Regions from separate parts of the Homo sapiens genome. Here region 2 is linked to region 1. A link is an interaction called in ENCODE POLR2A ChIA-PET data of the cell type or tissue named here. Cell type or tissue: MCF 10A. All regions are shown on one strand. Links, peaks and the distances in the headings refer to the core of each region. The heading gives the core; the rest is flanking DNA. Region 1 overlaps PDZD2 (PDZ domain containing 2). Region 2 overlaps PDZD2 (PDZ domain containing 2).

Region 1 (5,380 bases), core at 108-5,107:
ATACTTTTTGTCTTGGTAAATCAGAATGGACCACACATTTTCTCAGCCTCGAATATTTTAGCACCCTTTTCAACCATAAAATTATCTTTATTAGGTGCATTTGCCCAGGATTGATAGGGTTGGCAAAAAGTAGATTTTCACAGCTTTCCCCCACATTCTGATGGCACCAAAATTGGAACCAATAGACCTTCATACAAGATTGTTTAAGTTCTTGGGATTTTTATTTTTAGTCCAGGACAGAGATCAAGGTCTTGCTAAAATGGAATTTCGAGAAAAACAGAAAATGCCTATTTACCTCTTAAGCCTTTGCGGGGGGCGGGGGGGAATTTCATTCCATTTGAATAATGGGAGATTAAACATGTCAGTATTTTTCCATTTCTGTCTTTATAATGATTTAATATAGCTGCAAAAACTTAATAAATGACAAAAGAGCTCATAATCATTCAGAACATTTTTGTTTGTCAGGTACTTCTTTTTCATAGACTGTTACTTGTTCTAAGACAATGTTACATTAAAATAAACCCTCAGTCTTTCCTTTTCCATCCAGTTCCCTCTTAACAGAGCAACAGGAAATATATTTTCTTTAAACAAATTTTTCTTTTTAAAAAATGGTATTTTCTATAAAACATTAACTCACAATAATACATATATAAGCAGATGACTATTTAAAAAGACAAAGTTGGGTTTGTCCTCTAAAACAATCTCCTAGGACATAGACAAACTATTTTAGGCATGAGTTCAAAGTTCCTCATTATCTTCTTAGCAAAGATCTTTACTACTCTGAGAGTTTTTGCGAGTCTGCTTATATAGAATGTAATGTATTTTTGTAATGCTACATGTTGAAAATGAATACAACCAAATGTAGTCACATAGCAAAAAAAGAACCCTACCACTTGCCAAGCAGACAAGTTTATTCATGACTGGCATGGGTATGTCTATGGGTACATTTGTGGTCTTTCCCTAGGAATCGTAATCTACCCTGTACACTACCAGACCCTTTTCCTATGCCTCCTCTGTAAGTGGTTCAGCAGAGACCTCATGCAGGCTTCCTGGATCTGCATCTGCAGAAACGAGTAGAAAACTCAGAAGGAGCATCACACTCAGAACATCTCCCTGATGAGCCCTCACGTTTGCATCAGAGGCAGCCTGAGGATGGTCCTTTTCCAGGAAGCCCCCTTGGTCACTGGGTGAACTCACATTGTCCTACATGGTAACATCTCCCAAGTCTGTGTCTGAGCCCTCAGCTCTCTCCTGAGCCCCTGAGTTTTGTGCCAACTGCCTGCAGGATGTCTCCATCTTGGATATATTTCACATCATGCCTAAAACTCAGCACATCATTTTCCCATACCGCTGAACCCACTCCAGTGCTCCAGGTCTCCCCATCCCCAAAGTTTGCCCAAGCTGGAAGTTTGATGAGATTCATTGGGGGTGACCAACCATCCTGGTTTGTCCAGAACTTCCCCTGGTTTCTCACTGAAAATCCTGGGAAACCCTCCGTCCTAGGGAGAGTGGGACAGCTGGTCATCTTGGAGTCACCTGAAGCACTGCCCACTGCCTTCTGCCATGTCTGGTCAATCACCAAGTCCCCTCAACTGTAGCTCCTTTTGAAATCCTGCAGCTCAACCTGCCTCTCTCTTTACTCCCATAACTTCAGGTCAGGGCTAGGCTGCTTTCATTTTGCCCCCTGGGCTGTCACAGTACTCCCCTACCCGGGACATCGCCCCACTCCTATCCCATTCATCCACTGTCCCAACTGCCACCAGAGGGACCTTTCTAAACAGCACATCTCATTACTCACACACATACACATAGGTGCACAACATACATGTGCATGCACACACACGCACACTGTAGCTGAAACCCGTTTGGTGGGTCCACTTTGCCTTCGTGGTTGTTACCAAACACATTGGGATGTCATTTGAGGCCCTTTATTATCTGATTCCTGGTTAACTGTCTGCCTCCATCTCTCACTGCTTTCTTTTTTTCTTTTTTACCTTTACCAGTTTATTATATAATAAAGAATACAGATGAAGAATTACATAAGGCGAGGTCCAGAGGGTTCCCAGCACAGGAGCTTCTGTCCTTGTGGAGATGGGGGTGGGGGGGGTGCATCACCCTCCTGGCATGTGGATGTATTCACCCTCCTGGCATGTGGATGTATTCACCATCCTGGAAGCTCTCCAAACCTCATACTCTAGGGATTTGTATGAAGGCTTCATCCTGAAGGCATGATCATTTGTTAACTCAAAATCCAGCATTTCTCCCCTGACTCCAGAAGATGGGGGTAGGGCAGAAAGTTGCAAGCTTCTCATGGCCTGTCCTTTCTGGTAACTAACCCCCGTCTGGAAGCTATCCCTGATATCCAGTTTCTTATTCCCTGATTTGGAGTGAATTCACTGCAAGCTTTTTCAAAGACCATACTTAGTGTCACCTCTGAGCCTTTGCGAGTGCTCCGCTCACTACCTGGTTTCTTCTCCCCTCTCCCACGTCGCTTAGCTTCTACCTTTCCTAGGGGACCAAGCCTCAAGACACCCTCCTGTAGGAGGTCTCTGTGACATTCCTGCCGCCTGCTCTGTCATTAGCCATCTCCTCTTCGGTCTCCTGCGGTACCCTCTGCTGGTCTTCATTCATGCCCGAGCCCGACGTATTCCAATTACCATTTGGCTCATCGTGTCCCCAGTAGACTTTAAGAGCAAAGCCTTTGATTTTTTAAAAATGTTTTATATATTTGGGGGATGGAGGTGCAGATTTCTTCAACACATATATTACGTAGTGATGAAGTTCAGGCTTTAACGTGCCCATCACCTGAATAGTGAACATTTTTCTTGATAGATAATTTTTTAGCTCTCACCCTGCTTCCCCGTTTTCCAGTCTCCAGTGTCTGTTATTCCACTCTGCACGGACAGCCATTGTTCACCTCCCACTTATGAGTGAGAACATGGAGTATTTGACTTTGTGTCCTGAGTTATTTCACTGAAGGTAATGGCCTTTGGTTCCATCCATGTTGCTGCAAAAGACATGATTTAATTCTGTTTTATGGCTGAGGAGTATTCTGTGGTATATACCACATTTTCTTTTCTTTTTTTTTTTTTTTTTTTGAGACGAAGTCTCACTCCGTCACCCAGGCTGGAGTGCAGTGGCGCGATCTTGGCTCGCTGCAGCCTCTGCCTCCTGGGTTCAAGCAATTCTCCTGCCTCAGCCTCCCAAATAGCTGGGACTATAGGCACACGCCACCATGTCCAGCTAATTTTTTGTATTTTTAGTAGAGAGGGGGTTTTACCATGTTGGCCAGGCTGGCCTCGAGCTCCTGACCTCTAGTGATCTGCCTGCCTCGGCCTCCCAAAGTGCCGGGATTACAGGCATGAGCCACCACACCTGGCCTGGTGTATACCACATTTTCTTTATCCAGTCAGCCATTGATAGACACTTAGGTTGATTCTGTATCTTTGCTATTGTGAATAGTGCAGGGCGGGGCCTTCTTTGTCTTTGTTTCCCGTCTTAGCTCAGTGCCTTGTAGGTATTTATTAATCAAGGCCCCAAGAATACTAGTCCTGGGAGATGGGACCCTGAAGTTCCTGCCTCAGTTCTGCCATCCCCAGCACTGTGGCCTTCAGGTTGCTGCGGCCTTTCTCTGGCCTTCTGTTTTCTCACCTATAAACTGAGCATTTTGGTCTGATGACTAAGGGACTTCCAGCTCTGACATTATGCTCACCCATTTCTTACTGATCATTCTGAATAAGAAGGGGTAAGCAAACGGTTTCAGAAAAGGTTTGCAACTAGCGCCGGAGTATTTACGGCAGCAAGATTCTGGTTGGATTGTGTCTTCTCACATATGGGGCAAAGTTGCTGTTATAAAGTTTTATTTTTGGTTCCAGCAGTAATGAGGTCATTTAAATGCTGTGAGACAGCTCCCTTTAATGTACCGCTCCTGTTTTGGTAAATAAATCCCTTCGTTGGCTTCAGTGAAGGGATACATGTGTGAACTCACGCAGTAATTGGCAGTTTACAGGAAAGGGTAACACTCCAACAACATTAGTGCAGAAGTCCATAGCATCCAGTTTTTCAGGGTTTGGCTTTTTCTCAATAGGCTGACAAAGTCTTGTTGCCCTTTAAGCTAATGTAAAAGAAAACAAATGCCCAAACCATCTGTCTAGACAGGGTCTGTTGCAGAACTCGGTCTCTCCAACTGGACCAGGGTTCACACAATGAACACTGGCAAACAGACAGATCTCCCATCTGTGTGAGCTTCTTAACCTCAGTCGCAAGGACCATCATGGAACTGTAAGATTAGCGGATAAACATTCTATATTTGTTCATTCAGTGCTATTTATGGGATATTATAATGTGGTAGACACTGTTCTAATTGCTAGAGAACTAGTTGGTAAACAAGACAGACAAGGTTCTTATCTCACAGCATTTATAGCATACCACAAACAATAAATAAGCAAATCCACAAATCACAGTGTCAGAAGCTGATGAGTCAATGAAATAAAACAGGGTGAAGTGAAAGCTGGCCGGGCAGTGTCATGGGCAGGGGGCTGGTTGATGTTGGGTGTCAGAGCAGGAAGATCTCAGTAAAGAGGCGATGTTTGAGCTGAGGATTGAGTGTCAGAAAAGGGCAGCCCTGCATAATCCGGGGCAGAATGTTCCCAGGGAAGAACCAGCAAAGCATCTGCCCTCAGGCAGGAATGACAGAGTGTTCCATGAGAAAGACACTGGGCACCAGGAGATGATTCAGGAGGTGTGGGCAGGGCTGGTTACAGAGGTTCGCATATGCCACCTTGGAGTTTGAACCTTATTCTCGGTCCTGTGGGAAGTTGTTGGAGGGCTTATGCTGAGTGCATCACAGCCTATGTTTTTTAAACCTTCCCCTTGGATGTTTGATGGAGGATAATGGATTGTAGGAGGTGAAATTTAAAAGGGAGACCAAACTGGAGGCTATTGTGGTCACCCAAGCTAAAGATGCTGGTCACTTTGACGGGGGAGGTTAGGGAGAGGAGAAGGCCAAAGTCGGTGGATCTGGCATCTATTTCGGAAGTAGACTCTACAGATGGTGCTCGTGGTTCAGATGTGGGAGATTAAACAGAAGGAATCAAAGATACTTCACGGACTTTTGGCTTGTGGATCATCTTTAGCCTGAGTAGAGGATAATGCTGTTTGCATTGAGATGGGAAAGCCAGGAGTAAGAGAGGAAAAAAGTCCAGTTTTGATTGTACTAAGGTGTATATCAGATACCCAAGTGGAATTGTTAAGGAGGCAGTTGGAAATATCCTTAATATCGTTATATTTAAGTTGGCCTGTTAGATTTTGGCCAGTACAAGTTTTAGCCTAGTAAATATCAGACACTGATTTATTTTTTACTGAACGTTGCTGTAGGCAA
Region 2 (5,380 bases), core at 134-5,133, 72 kb before region 1:
CAAGTGGCACATGCCTACACGGCTCCAAAACATTAAAACTTGGAGGTTTTTTCAAAATTAAAATGACTAAATAAAGTTTATTGCATTGTCATTCCAGTAAGTCATACTCAAGATTCTGATCCTGGCCGGGCGCGGTGGCTCACGCCCGTAATCCCAATACTTTGGGGGGCTGAGGCGGGTGGATCACGAGGTCAGGAGTTCAAGACCAGCCTGGCCAAGACAGTGAAACCCCGTCTCTACTAAAAATACAAAAATCAGCCAGGCATGGTGGTGGGCACCTTAATCTCAGCTACTCGGGAGGCTGAGGCAGAGAATTGCTTGAACCCAGGAGGCGGAGGTTGCAGTGAGCCGAGATTGCACCACTGCACTCCAGCCTGGGTGACAGAGTGAGACTCCATCTCAAAAACAGAAAAAAAAGATTCTGATCCTAACACAGGGATCTCATTTTGAAAAGGAAAAATTTAGGAGTAGATAGAACATGTCTCAGAGGACAACTTTGAAACTTTCAGAGGACAGATGTCAATGTGAGAAAGGGTACTCCAATGAAATCTGGTGCCATTGCTAGTGCCATTTTCTTAGATGATGAAACGGAGACAATAATTCAGTGACAAAGACTGTTTTTGTTCCAGGTGGTGTTCTATTGAAATTGAGGCTATGCTGTGTATAGGACCACTTCTTAACACAGAATTGACATAGAAAGCTGGTGAAGCAAACCTAAATTCAGGCTTAGCAGCCGCAGTAATTCTGACATGTGCTCATACAGGAGTGGAGGTAGCATGAAATATTTACAGTGAGCCTGGCGGGGACTAGTGTATACAGAGGTTAAGTTCAGCAAAATGTAGGGGGTGGGGAAAGCCTGAAGTGGTGAAAACGTGTACCTAGTTGTCCCTGTGAGAGAGGCAAAGTTTTGGAGTTGAATTCCTATTTCTTTTAGAAGCTGTAGGGGGTCTTCATTGGATACCGTTACTTTCTAAACAGAGTATGTTGGGTGTTTCCAGAACTGTGCAATGCTGCAAAGGAATACTGGGACCAGATGCCACCTACCCTCCTGATGCCTACTTTCCAATTGGAGAAGCATCCCTCACTTGAAATCCCCACGTTATTAGATTGCCGCTGTGACATCCAGGCAAAAAAATGATGAGCCCGTGGCATCTACACTTGGCCCTTCCTATCAGATTCAGCCTCGTGGCCCCCAGATTCTGCTCATTCCTCAGTTAACCAGTTATGGACCTTCTGTGCTAGGGGCTGTTCTCCACAGAGACAGCAAACCCTGAGGCCAGGAGTCTCCTCTATTCCTTGCTACTTGTCCTCTGGGCTCTTGACTGAAAGAACCATCTTTGTCTTGCGTCCAGACATTTCAGCCTAGAAGCAGGCAAACTCTCCAGGAAAGCCCTGCTGTGTCCCCAGGAGAAGGGCATTTCTGGGTTTGGGAGAAAACACCCTGAAGGCGGGCAAGCTTACCATTTGCTCTATATACAGGCCAGAGAGTTTCAAAGACCCAGGGCCCAGGATGTGAGAGAAGGGAATTCTGATTTGTGTGTATGTGTTAATTTTTTTTTCAAACACTTAACTCTTCGTAGAGACAAATATTACTCTTTTCAGGTCTGTTTTTGAAAAACAGATGAAAGGACCAGTAGTATGTAGACAGGTTAATATCCACTTGGCCTTTCTATCTGAGCCCAGTCTTGATTTCATTCTGTCCATGGGGAAAAACTTCCTTTTTACAGTGTACCTACAGAGCGGAGCTTTGTTCCGAAATCTTTTATTGGGAGCCTTTTGTTTTTAAGAATTTATTGGAGATTGGCTTGGCAGGGACTCCAAGTGTCAGCTTATATGTGTGTTGGGGGGACAGTGGGAGAGAGAATGTTGGATAGGGGCCCCATATGTGTTCCTGATGATTGTAGGTGCTCATAAAGTCTAAAGACTGAATCTGTAGAGGGTAAACAACTGTTTTTTGTTTGTTTTGTTTTGTTTTTAACGCTGGAATTTATTTTTCCATCTTGTTTTTTCTCCCAGACATTTTCTAGCTGCAGAACACTGTGTTTACAAAATAAAAAGCCTTCATCATTAGTCCATCCTGGAAGAAGGCATTGGTGTCTGTGTTGGTGGCTTTGGTTGCCCTGCCCGGAGCAGGCTCATCTCCCTCGGTGTCATTCAGAGACAGTTGGCTGTATCCAAGGGTTGCCTTCCCTACTTCAGTTGCATTGCGTAGAGCAGGCTCAACCCCTCCAGGGGAGGGTGCCCTTGCGTACCCACAGTCAGGTGTAGAGGCCTGGTTCTACTCCCACTGGGTCCCCGATTGCCCTTGAGCAAGGGTTGAATGACAGTGCCTGTTCATCTTTTTGTTGCCTCATACCCGGAGCGCTGGCTGTCCCAGCCCAGCAAGTGAGGCCAGGTGAGTTAGGTGTGGTGTTCTTATGCCTTCTGGCACCTTCTGATGTCCCAATTCAGGTGCATCTATTTTTAGATTGGGCTTGCCCTGGCTCGAGTGTCACTTTTGCAAGACTGTGACGTTGCACGTGTTCAGCTGTTTTCTTCATGGATCCCTGGGTGTTCCTGATTCTCTTTGGAGGCCTTGTGCTCTGCATAGAGCCAGTACAAAACCTCCTTGCATAGCTGTTCCTGGGCAAGGGCATTTCATCTAGCTAGAGGTAAAAATTAGTGTCCAGATGCCTGGGGAAGGGAGGGGGCTTACAGGCTTGATGGGACAGTTCACTTGAGTGAGTGTGAGCCTCCTACCAGCATCCTTCTGGTTTTAGTGAGAGCCCTGTGCTAACTGTCATCATGACAGGCCCAGTTTGTGTGAAACTGTTTATAAACTCCATAAAACCATGTGCAAATGTGGGGAACTTAGGCTGGCATGAGTGGAAGGAGGTTGATGAGGGACAGGCACTACCTCTTAAACAAGGGTGGGGACACAGTATCTTGCCACACAAGATGGAGGAAACCAGATGGAGCTGGCAAGGAAAACAGGGTGAGCCAGTTGAAGTGTTTAGTGGCCACATTCAGGAGTTTGCACTGGATCCAGAAAACCCTTGGGAGCCACAGGATTGGGACGATTATTGCATCTGACACTTGTCAGAGAATATTGTAAACTTGTGGCCAAGGAGAGTTAAGAAGGAAATAAAAAGTGAGATCTGGATGGGTGCAGTGGCTCACGTCTATAATCCCAGCACTTTGGGAGGCCAAGGTGGGAGGATTGCTTGAGGCCAGCCTGGGCAACATGGCAAAACCCTGTTGCTACAAAAAATACAGAACTTACCCTGCCATGGGTGCCTGCAGTCCCAGCTACTGAGGAGGCTGAGGCAGGAGCATCACTTGAGCCCAGGAGGTTGAGGCTGCAGTGAGCCATGTTCACACCACTGCACTCCAGCTTGGGTGACAGAGTGAGACCCTTTCTCAAAAATAAACATTAAATATCCCTTTCCATTGAAGGATGTATAGAAATAAAGAAATTCTGGAAGGATTTCCCAAGAGCTCAGAGTAGAGGTGCCTGTGAGACTTGTATTAGTCTGTTCTCACACTACTCTAAAGACATACCTGAAGCTGGGTAATTTATAAAGAAAAGAGGTTTAATTGGCCCACAGTTCTGCAGGCTGTACAGGCTTCTGGTTTTTTTATTTTTATTTTTTAGAGACAGAGTCTTCGCTCTGTCGCCCAGGCTGGAGTGCAATGGCGCGATCTCGGCTCACTGCAGCCTCTGCCTCCCAGGTTCAATCAATTCTGTCTCAGCCTCCTGAGTAGATGGGACTACAGGCGTGTGCCCCTACACCCAGCTAATTTTGTATTTTTAGTAGAGATGGAGTTTCACCAAGTTGGCCAGGCTGGTCTCAAACTCGTGACCTCAGGTGAGCCACCGTGCCCGGCCAGGCTTCTGCTTCTGGGGAGGCCTCAGGACACTTACAGTCATGGCAGAAGGTGAAGGGGAAGCAGGCACATCTTAAATGGCCGGAACAGGAGCCAGAGAGCAAGGGGAGAGGTGCCTCACACTTTTAAACAACCAGATTTCATGAGAACTCACTATCATGAGAAGAGCAAGGGGGAGATCCACCCCCATGATCCTGTCACCTCCCACCAGGTCCCTCCTCCAACAATGGGGATTAAAATTTACATAAGATTTGGGCGGGGACACAAATCCAAACCATATCAAGACTGAAGAGGAGTCCCTTGGGGAAAGGAAAGGCACTGAGCTGGGTGAAAGGTCACTGGCATGTTCCATTGGAAATGTCAATTCCTTACATATGACACAGAACCAACTAGGGTGAACAGAGTTCCTGGGATTGAAAAGTGAAGATAGAGAAAGAACCATCTGGAAATCATTCATGGGCATCATTTTGGGCATTTCAGAATTCTCCTTTGAGGTTTATTATAGTCAGCAAATGGAAAGGACAGAAAAAGACACCTGGTGTTCTGACTGTCTCAGGGATAACCTTTCTTTTTAAGTAGTATGGTTAATCATGCTAGTTTAAGCTTCTCTTTTGATTTTTAGGGTAGCCTTAATCATTACAATTCTTTTATCTTCCATTAGACTTGGCTCATCCCTAGCCAGGAAATAATTTGGAAAATAAAAAAGATGAAGGTTACAGTGCTCCTGAGGAGGGAAGTGCAGTTCCCTCCTGAGTGGACCCCCAAGATCTCATTGATGGCACCGGCACTTAGCCAGCAAGATGACCAGGAGGCTTTTCTGTGCTACTCCAAGAGTGGGTGTTTTGTGTAGCTTTTCCAGGGGAATCCTGGGTGGCATGTGGTTCCTGGCTTCCTGCTCTTGTCAAGTAACTAGTGGCCTGATTGGAGCTGGCAGCCCCTTTGGGAACCGCTGAGTGCTGACTTCTGAGTCTTTCACCACGGCTGTGCACTGAGCTCTCTGTTTTCATTTCCCACTTTCCCCTTTGTCACTTTCAATTACACCAGGACAAGCTATGTATAATTTGGTTAGTGATGTAAATAAGCCAAAACAGCAGAAAGATTGAAATGTGAAGAAACTGGTGGAGGAGTGAGTAGGTTTTACTGGAGAGTCGCTGTAACCACAGCTTGACAAATGCCCACTGTGGCCGGCACTGAGATGATCTAAAGCACTGTCTCTTGATTTTAGCAAAACCTCTGCAGCTACATTGCACATTTTCATATGAGGAAACTGAGGCATTGAAAGATTCAGTTATTATTCATATGGCTAGTGAGCAGGAATGCTAAGTTTAGCCCCATAGTTGTTTAACTGAAGCTCATTGTCTTGTCTTTTTTTTTTTTTTGAGACGGAGTCTCGCCTAGGCTAGAGTGCGGCGGTACGATCTTGGCTCACTGCACCCTCTGTCTCCCAGGTTCAAGCGATTCTCCTGCCTCAGCCTCCCTAGTAGCTAGGATTACAGGCACACGCCACCACGCC

What was found. Peaks named below come from ENCODE experiments on the same cell type or tissue, not always from the same donor. Only the 100,000 strongest peaks of a DNase experiment are listed, where the experiment ranks them.
Region 2: POLR2A ChIA-PET joins it to region 1 with 5 read pairs; 2 of 35 experiments call an interaction of 5 or more read pairs at or near these places.

What each region holds. Positions count from the first base shown.
Region 1 is chr5:31,986,343-31,991,722 of GRCh38, forward strand. All of the region lies in intron 3 of PDZD2 (PDZ domain containing 2), which reads left to right. Among named protein-coding and RNA genes, the nearest start is that of MIR4279, 53 kb to the left of the region's middle. In MCF 10A, for the core only: no CTCF peak of the experiment used is centred there; DNase peaks (open chromatin) are centred at 2,179 and 4,689.
Region 2 is chr5:31,914,127-31,919,506 of GRCh38, forward strand. All of the region lies in intron 2 of PDZD2 (PDZ domain containing 2), which reads left to right. Among named protein-coding and RNA genes, the nearest start is that of MIR4279, 19 kb to the right of the region's middle. In MCF 10A, for the core only: no CTCF peak of the experiment used is centred there; a DNase peak (open chromatin) is centred at 2,445.